Linked DNA regions of Homo sapiens: region 1 is linked to region 2. The links are chromatin contacts, found by Hi-C in ENCODE. All regions are on one chromosome and are shown on one strand. Each heading gives the region's core, a stretch centred on a gene start or an enhancer-like site at or near the end of the contact. The rest is flanking DNA. Distances are from core to core; before and after follow the strand shown. Region 1 overlaps ETNK1 (ethanolamine kinase 1). Region 2 holds the start of RECQL (RecQ like helicase).

What was found. Hi-C counts contacts between places; a loop is a spot of excess contacts on that map. Pooled maps may share reads with other maps.
Region 1: a loop to region 2 is called in a pooled map, with 5 times the contacts of the local background. The contact joins the enhancer-like site here to the promoter of RECQL in region 2. A Hi-C loop is called at or near these places in 2 of 37 single-sample maps with no recorded cell type and 3 of 50 pooled maps.

What each region holds. Positions count from the first base shown.
Region 1 is chr12:22,686,157-22,690,673 of GRCh38, reverse strand. ETNK1 (ethanolamine kinase 1) reads right to left here. Exons shown (of 8, transcript NM_018638.5): 8 at 9-4,517. Among named protein-coding and RNA genes, the nearest start is that of LINC02955, 11 kb to the left of the region's middle. Within about 2 kb of position 2,798, at least 2 of the 41 ENCODE cell types and tissues checked have a DNase peak (open chromatin) inside an H3K27ac peak, as active enhancers do.
Region 2 is chr12:21,499,863-21,504,625 of GRCh38, reverse strand. It overlaps RECQL (RecQ like helicase), which reads left to right and starts at 2,991. Exons shown (of 15, transcript NM_002907.4): 1 at 2,991-3,456. It overlaps GOLT1B (golgi transport 1B), which reads right to left and starts at 2,837. Exons shown (of 5, transcript NM_016072.5): 1 at 2,678-2,837. The coding sequence starts at 2,702. RefSeq lists enhancers at 1,772-2,479, 2,480-3,187, 3,138-3,197, 3,338-3,527, 3,568-3,617 and 2 more.

The DNA.
Region 1 (4,517 bases), core at 1,549-4,048, 1.2 Mb before region 2:
GAATACACTGTAGTTAGAACTCAACTTTATTGTTACAACGAATTTTTATTTACAGAATATAAATCTCTTCAAAAAGATACATTCCTTCATTTAATCAATGGTAAAAAGCCTTATTAACAGAAATAAAGCCTAAACATCACTTATATTTGAACTGAAAGACAAACAGCTTCATTAAAAGTTTATGAACACATAGTGAAAATGTATTTTTACTTAACCAGTTACATGAATGAGGCTGTTTTTAATTTTCTTCACTGCCAACCTCATTTTATCCACAGAACAAATTTTATTTAAATTAACAGTAGTAAAAATGTAAAACTTAAATTTTGAACATGAAAATATGAAACAAGAAAACAGGAAGTATCTTCATTATCAAACAGATTAACAAATTCTCAGACAGATATTTTCTGAGGCATAGCAAAACACCTACATCAAAAGTTGCATTCATTTAAGAGGTATCAATACATTTTCAGTGCTGAGACTATTTGTAGCACTTACATTATATACAAAGCAGCATTATACTACTATGGTTCACATTTGATAAACACGAATTTAAGCTTTATGCCACAATTTCCCAATTCAACATAAAGCTAACGCAATGACAGTTACCCAATTTCATTCTTTTTCTTCTGAAACTGAATAAGGAAATTATCATTTAAGCACATGGAATAATGGCCATGTCTTTTTCCTTTTAATAACAGTATATTTTAAAACTCAAATACTTCATATCATGGAAATTTGACCAAGCTGTACAAAGGCTCCTAAATACAGTACAGTCAAAAAGTTTCCTCTTTGCAGACTCAATTTATAGTCAATTTAGTACAGATAAATATAGGAAACTACTTCAGATTATTGGACAAATAAGAATTTCAGTGTGTCACTACCTATAATTAAGTAGCAGCACACCACAACCACAGCAAGTAAACACTAATCTCCTCTACTGCCTTTTTGGGGTCTTTTCCAGTCACAGGAGCTAATTTACAGGGATACCACTGGGTTTCAACCAATCTCTGAAAGTTCCTTTATTATGAGTTTTGAAATTTAACTAATGCATCACCTACAATTCTGTTGGCTAGTTTTTTTCTTACTCTTCACTAATTAGTTTTAAATACAATATGTAATGTTTTCAAATTTTTATAAACATAGGTGTTGTACTAAAATGATTAATGGCATTTGAAATACAACAAATGGGTAAGATGTTAACCAAAACAATGGGATTAAGAGTATTTTAGAAAGCGATTTTTTGTTAACTAGAAAAGCTACAGGATTCACAATGAATACAGATACAATATTTTTAACCCTGCTCTTTTATTACATCAGTAGTATAGTAAGTGCATAAAGTATAGAAGAGAAAGAAAATTTCAGGAGAGAAACTTACAAAAAACTTGAAGTTTGATGCGTCAAACACAAAATAGTTTAAAACAGTTTACAGTTCTTATAAGCACTATCATAATTTTTTCTACCCAAATAATTCAGGTCTTCATTCCATTTCAAACTGCAATCCAGAAATGAAGATTTTCAGTGTAAAAACTGTTCAGAGAAATCTAATTCATTATGTAATACATCTTATTAATTTCAGTTTTCAAGTATTCAAGTAATGCATACCCAAGTATTTTCTGTTACAGCAACACATTTACAGACTAAGCCTCAAACATGGGGAAAAATTCATTTAAAATAATTGATACACTTTTCTGTCCAACGACATCAAACCCAAGACATGACACTGGAATCACACAAGTGGTATATAAAAGTTAAAAATTTTAAAATAAGGTGGTTCAATATAAATAATGTCTTCTTTTCAAAAAGAACTGAAAACAGGTTATCTTAATACATAACTAAATTCCCAGTAAAAGGACATTCTGGAATCTAATGGACTAAAGAAAAACCAGAGCAAATCAATTTTGAAAGATGAAGCTGCTTTACCACATACTTAAAATGATTTTTCCTCTGTGCATAATAATTACTAGCATTTGTCTTCTGCATAAAGTCGCACAGGTTACTGTCAACAAGTTTCCTAGCATAAAGCATCGCTAACTTTGTCTATCAACTGAATGACTGATTGATTAAAAGCTTAAGTCTGTATCACTTTGGAATGCTTATTAAAAACAATTTAAAGCAGAAAATTGAAATGACAGTATTTTCACTTATATTATGAAGACAGAAATTCGTAAAATGGTACAGAAGGCTTCTGTGTAATGTAAAAAAGAAATATTTGTATAATTTTAAAAGTGGAGGGTTCTAACTTTTAATTGAGAGTGGGGGAAACTTTTTTTCTTTAAATCTGGAAGCTGTAGTAACATATTTATGAAGTTAAATATTTTTAGTTCAGCAAAAATGGAAATAATTGTCATTACAAGATTACTTAAGTCTTTTCTGTCTTTTATGATCCTATCATGATCAACTTTAAATTTAGAGAAGTCATTTGAGATATGCTTAAGTTGAACTAAAGACTTATTATTTGTCTAATTTCTGTATATATGGAAATTAGATTCACATTGGGATATCTAAAATTTCAAGGTTTTTTTGTAGAAAAAAATTAACAACCCTAAAAATAGGAAATTATTAAATTACATTTTTAATTTCCTTTAGCTTGGAATCATGACTCAAAGAACGGAGCTCTATTAATATAACAGTGTATAAATTCACTGCTTCCAGGAATCTAACCTCACAAAACCTAACGGCTAACTAAAAAATAAAGAAAAGTCTTATTAAGCACTGAGAGGCTAAATAAATGAGTACTGACATTAACCAAAGCCGACAAACCCTATTTCCAGTTCCTGTGATCTCACTGTGTAGCCACAACTGTTGGCTATTTTTACTCTAAAACCAACAAGCTGAATCATTTCCTTACAGAAAAATTTCTACAAAAGGGAAGAGAATGCAAAACAATACACAGTCTCATATGCAAGATACAGTTCACACTAATTTACAAATTTTTATTTACATTTTTTATATACATTCCAGGCAGACCTACTTGATGAGTTTTGTGCTCATATTGATCTCAGATGATCGTGTGTACTGTATGATTTACTACCACATCTCTTTGATTTCCAGAAAATGGTGGTAGCATGGGGTTAGGAGGAAAAGAAATCACTGGTCAGGTGAGATCATACAAGTATGAAGGGGAAAAAAGGAAAAAAAATTGCGGAATTTGGCTTGTTAAAGCATCCAGGCCACTATGGTCTATTGACTAACATTGAATATACATGAATGCCACTTCTTACAGCCATTTTCATATTTACAAAATGAGCTTACTACTAGTTGAGTTATTAGGTAAGGCATTCAAGTTCCTTAGCTTAACATAAAAAGGCAACAGACATCTTAGCACACCACAGGACAGATTTTAGAGGGATGATTTCAGAGCACTTTGAGATTTACCCTCCTTTAGAATCCCTTACATGGTCGATATAAAAGGGAAGCAATTCTGAATCCTATTACTAGCCTGCACCATGATCCCAAAAACCTATACAGGAAGTAGGAGCATCACAACAACCAAAATCTAGCCAGAATGGGGAAAATAGATTAGATATCTTATTTTGTTCCCAAGATCCACTGCATAGTCCCAGAGCTAAAGTGAGAGCCTTTATTCCTGGTTACATTCACTTCCCTATGAATCTCTCCAAAAAACCTACAATAGTGTGACAGCTAGTAGCTATGCACAGTCTATCAGCAATGGCTCAGTGAACCTCTATTCAAAATAGTTTGAAGTAAGAATATGGAGTAAGGTAGAAAAATTATCTTCTCTCCTCCCACAGTTCTACAAGATATATACTGTTGCACTTTAGAAGGCAGAAAGCAAAAAAAAAAAAAAAAAAAAAAAAAAAATTAAGAGTATTACACATTCTTTATCTGTTTTATGAAAATGTTCTAACCACAGACAAAAATTCCACCAAAAACAATTTTTCAAGTTCACACTAACATTATAAAAAGCTACTAGTTGTTTAATTGGTTCCATTCACTTAACTAGGCAAAGTTCTATTGATCTTACAGTAATATGGTTTATAAAAACAAAAGTGAACATTTATAACATTGGGGAGGTAGAAACCAAATCTGGTCTAACACTGTTACAGATACAAACATACTTTAAGATTATATTTATGTAACTAGAATTTACCATTTAAAATGGCCTGTGTTTCTATTTACTTTATTAGCTTCAAAAATCTTGAGATAATCCAAGTATTTTAAAGCATTTGTCTGAGAATATTAAGTCATTTGGAATACATTAGACTCCTCAGAAGATTTCTCAGAGGATAAATTTGTAGTTGCATATTTTGAATATGCAGATCCAGTAAGCCAACTTTGTACATGGGCACTTATGTGACCGAAGTGCAAAGCTTGTCAGACTAATTTTCTAAGTAAAGTTAACCATGACTGCTCAACTACACAGAGCAGACTTCAAAACCTGAAGCCTATTTATCTATCTGAAAGATCTAACTTCTTTCCATACAATAATTACCTCCCTCTTACCACCAGACAAAATTAAAAATACAGTTAAACAAAAACAAGAGAAATAAACAAAA
Region 2 (4,763 bases), core at 1,742-4,241:
CAAAAATGTGTGTGTGGGTGCTGGTGGTATGGAGGCAGGTACAACAGTCTGTGAAGTCAGCATTCAACCAGTCTTCTCACTCCACAGACAATGGTCCTACAACTACAACATGGGAACCAAAATATTCCACTACTTTATCCAGTACAGTCCAGCGGGAGACATTGCCCAAAACATCTTTGCCACAACTGGTACTGGCAATGACATTGCCAAGTAGCTCCTGATCCACACTGGTCAAAAGTCTCAAATTGGCCTCATTGTGCCTTTTTCTCACCTCCAGGATCCCCCTTTTCCCTATCCGTATGCATTCATAAGCCCTCTGGCTATCAAAAGCCTTGCATAGAGCTGCCTTCTTCCCATCGGAATCATATCCAGTAAAACAAACTTATCTTCCTTCACTCCTCCCACATGTTTAAAAAACTGTCCACAAGTTAAAAAAAATATAAAAACAATTTAATAAAACGAATCTGTCTAACATAAGGAGCATACTGTGGAAATTGTATAAGGAAAGACACGCATAATCTAATGGCAAACACTGTTAGCATTTTGATATCTTATTCACAATTTTTTAAAAGCAGCATTGTCTCTCTTACCATACCCTTTGAAAAACAGAAGTCAAGCAAGAATTCAATTGAACATTAACTGTACTGGAGAATGCAATTATCACACTAGGCTTTTAGACAATGTGATGAAATGAAGATTTAGAGGCAGCATGCCCCTCCTCCGCCCCTCTGAATAAGTCTTGTCTTTTTTGGGGCGGTGAGGAAAGTCCTAGAATGCCTTAAAATAATCATGAATTTCCATTTATTCTACTCTGAGCAGTGCTTGGCCACTCTCTAAAAACCAAAATCCCAGAATAATCCTGACAAATCACTTGAATGATGGCCAATCCCTGCAGTTAAACACACTCACACACAAACACAATTTGAAATCCAAAATGCATTTGGTTCACTAATCGTTTTATGTTTCAATCCACTGTTTCACCTAAAACATGTGACAAGTGAACAGCAAAGAGTAAAATTTCATTGCCCTCACAAAATTTAATGAAGTGAGGAGAATGCTTCTCAGGGAGAATGCCCATAGTCCAAACCCACTCTCTTGTTTTTATAAAGCAGGCACTCATCACTATATTAAGTCTTCAAAAATATAATTTCTATGCACAGATTATTCTCAGATCTCAAATAAAGTTTATATCAAGTCTTCTTAGGTGATAGTGGGGTACAGTGCAAAAGGTTTCTGAGCCAGCACACCTGGGATCAAGTTTTGTTTCTGTCACTTTTTCTTTGACCATGCACTCAATTTCTTTTGTGCCTCATTTAACTTATGAAAGGGGCATGCTTCTGTGAGCCTTACAGGGCTCTTATAAGAATTATGCATAATGATTCACATGAAAGCACATGGTTAACTGAAAGAAAATACCTTTATATAATTGCCAGTAATTATTATTACACTAGATTCCTATCCCCTCAAGACTACACTTTTATTTTCTTTGATCAGAACAGGCCAGGCCAATGGACCAAAGTGGGCGGCAACCTTGGGGCAGGTGGCCCCAAGAGGCAGCCCCAGTCCAGCCTCAGGAGGGAAGACAGCCTGATTGGGGGGTGGCAGTGTGTGTAGGAGGCCTTAGAAGCTCTGTGAAGTTGGTCTGCCATGACTTGAATCTCCACAAGAAGACTCCACTTTAAAATAGGGCATTTTAAATAAACTTCTATTTTTCACTTCAATTCACTGTTTAAGTCTTAAAATATTGAAAATCTGAGTTAACTGGAGTGAAATGAAAGGCGTGGCAGATAAAGCAAAGTGAGACAAAAAGAGACTCTTATGAACATCAAAATATGAGGTACAGAGCTTGGGCAGACATAAATACAAAAATTATTAATATTAACAAAAAGCAGTAGGAAAGTGGAAATATTATAATGAAAGAAAAGGAAACCGATATCAATGCTAGCTTTAGAGATGAAATAGGCCTGGAGAACTCTGTGGCAGGCAGAGAGCGATGCTAAAATAATAAAACAAGCCACAAAGCACAATATACAATACTAACGAAATATATCCTTTAATGGCACACAAAGTGGCTTTTCTCTACTGCTTGAAACTTTAGCAGGTAGAAAAGTGAGAATGTTTCAAGAGACTTCTAAAAGGTTGCTTACAGTACTGGCAAAAAGCGAATATTCAAAATGCCACATTTAAGCGTAAGGACATTTTCAAAAAGAGCCTACTGTAGGTGACATTTAAAATACCGCCTCCCAAATAACCAGCCAGCCAGGGACTTGTAGAGGACCCGAAGTGTGTCATGCGCATAAACGATCCCGAGAGTGGGCCGCGGGCACCACGCAAACTTTCTCTTGTGGCAAGCCCCTAGAACAAAGCGCCCATCTCACTGGGGATGAGGAGATCAGCGCGACCCTGGAATGAGACAGACTCTGGGCTAAAGCTCCCCTCCCAACATAGGGCGTCCCACCCTGCCCCACAGACTCTTCTCCCAGGTCAGGTCCGCCAGTCCAAGTCTAGCCCCGGCATCCCGAAGGCAGCCCCTTAGGGTCCCAGCAGCCCTAGCTCTGTCTCGCAGGCCACCGCCCCCAACCCAGAGCTTCATTCATTGACCCCGGCGGAGGGGCGAGACCCAGCCGGGCGATGGGTGTGCGCGGCTCGAGGCGGGGGCCCCGGAGCAGGTGCTTACTCTGCGTGTCCGTTAAGGAGATCATGGCTGCAGTGGTGGGGACAGCGGCGACAGCACCTCGGAAAGCCCAGGGTGGGAAGCTGAGTCGGGAGAAATGAAGCCGGGAAACAGCCCAGGCGAGAGCCGCCACGTCTTCCGGAAACACGCAGCCACCCTCACTGCCGCTTTAAGAGCGCTTCCTATTGGCGAAACCTGCTTCCAATCTCAACCAATAACTCGTAATGTTGTTCGGTGACGCGCATGGTGACCACACCCCTTGACCAATTAGAGAAGGGAGTTATCTGTGATTGGCTGAACGGACCGACCCGGAAGGGTGGATGCTCTCAGCTGGCTGGCGGGAAGATTTTACTCCCGAGTAGCGGAAAGATCTGCTCGAGGCCTGGGTGCTTTGGTGTCGGAGATCCGAGAGTCGGAGATCGGAGAGTCGGACACAGGACAGTCGGACACCGGACAGTCAAACACCGGAGAGTTAGACCGGGCTTCTCGGTGGGGAGAGGCTCTGGGATAACTACTGTTACAGCTTTGAAGGGTCAAGGGTGTGCGCTTTTTGTTTCATCCTTCCCTTTCCTGCTGCAGGGCGAGGCCGGTCTGTAGCGGATCACTTCCTTTCGCCCACACATTGGCGGAGGAGAAACCGGAAAGTTAATCACTGCCCTGCTCTGAGAACTCGGGCCTTTAGGGGCACGTTCGCCTGCTGACCGGTCTTCTGATCTCCCCATTCTTTTCCATGCAGGAGGATTGGCCACCAAAGCCTGTTTATTAGCAGCTGCCATTTGTTGGTAAATACTACTGGGGATGCTTCTTCCACCCCCTGCTTCACAGTAGCGGAAGGGCGGGCGTTATTAATATTAAATTACTATTGCCTCTAAATGCAGGTGGCGGGGAGAGAGAGGATTTAGCCTATGGTATCTCAGTGGCGTTTCCTCCAACATTGATGACTGGCTGTCACCCTGTAACATTCTTCCTGTGGATGCCTAGCTTATACTGCTGAGTGACAGACCTGCTGTAGTTCAATTTCTGGATACATTTTATGTTGAGATATCTTTTGCTGTTAAATCACATCATTTTGGGAAGGAGCAGTCTTTTAACCGCATAATCAAAGGAGTCATTTAAAATCGTGGGGGAGAATTGGATATAGACTGTGTCTTTTCATAAGGGTAGAAACAGCCCCTGCTACCTTAGCAAACCTGAGCCCTCACTACATCAAGGCATTTTCCTGGGCTGTGCGGATACAAAGGTGAAGAGATTGAACCCCAGCCCTGCTAAAGGACCTTACAGTCTATGGAAGGAATGTTACATTTTCATTACGTGAAGAGATGTTTGTATAGATCAAGAATTAGAAATCCTTGGTTTACTCTCCTATTTAGCCTTCTTTTAATGGTGTGGTTATTCCACATTCTTTAGCAAGGCAAAAAAGAGTCAGCCTATCTTTCCGGCCTAGTGGTGGCTTCAGAATTCTGTGTAGAAAGGGCGTAAGGTCAGCAGTCTAAGGATAGGTGTTGCAGAAGTGACTTTTGGAGAGCATCTTAGTTTTAGAAAATGTCCATATTAGAGAGATAGAAGAGGTGTTTTTAGGATTATGGGGAATTTAAAGTTTCTACTCTCCAGCCCCATTTTCCACTTGTCCATATGCATGCTTAGGTTTTAGTCATTCATAGATACTTAGAAATCATTACAAACCATTTTCCCCTCCCCCCACCTCTAACTTAGAAAATCTAGCTTTTCTGTAGAATACCAGTTTCTCTTTTAAGATTGGGCTTATATTGTAATTCTTTAACGCAAGGGCTCAATAAAATGTTAGATGATTAATTTTATTATTTATGTTGATGTATTTTGCTTAATCTGGTACATTTGAATCTATCCAACTTATTTATAAGATTGCCATCCTCCCAGTTTTACAGGTAGGGAAAGAGGCTTGGAGGAACAGCATATGCAACTTTGCCTAACATAGTAATTTAGTCACATAGCAATTGGTGCTAGACCTGTTGAATGTTTGCTGTTTTTTGTTACATCACTTTGTATCTTGTGGATGTTTGCTGAGTGTCATTGCTACTGTATTTGTCATGTATACGTTTATGTGACTTTG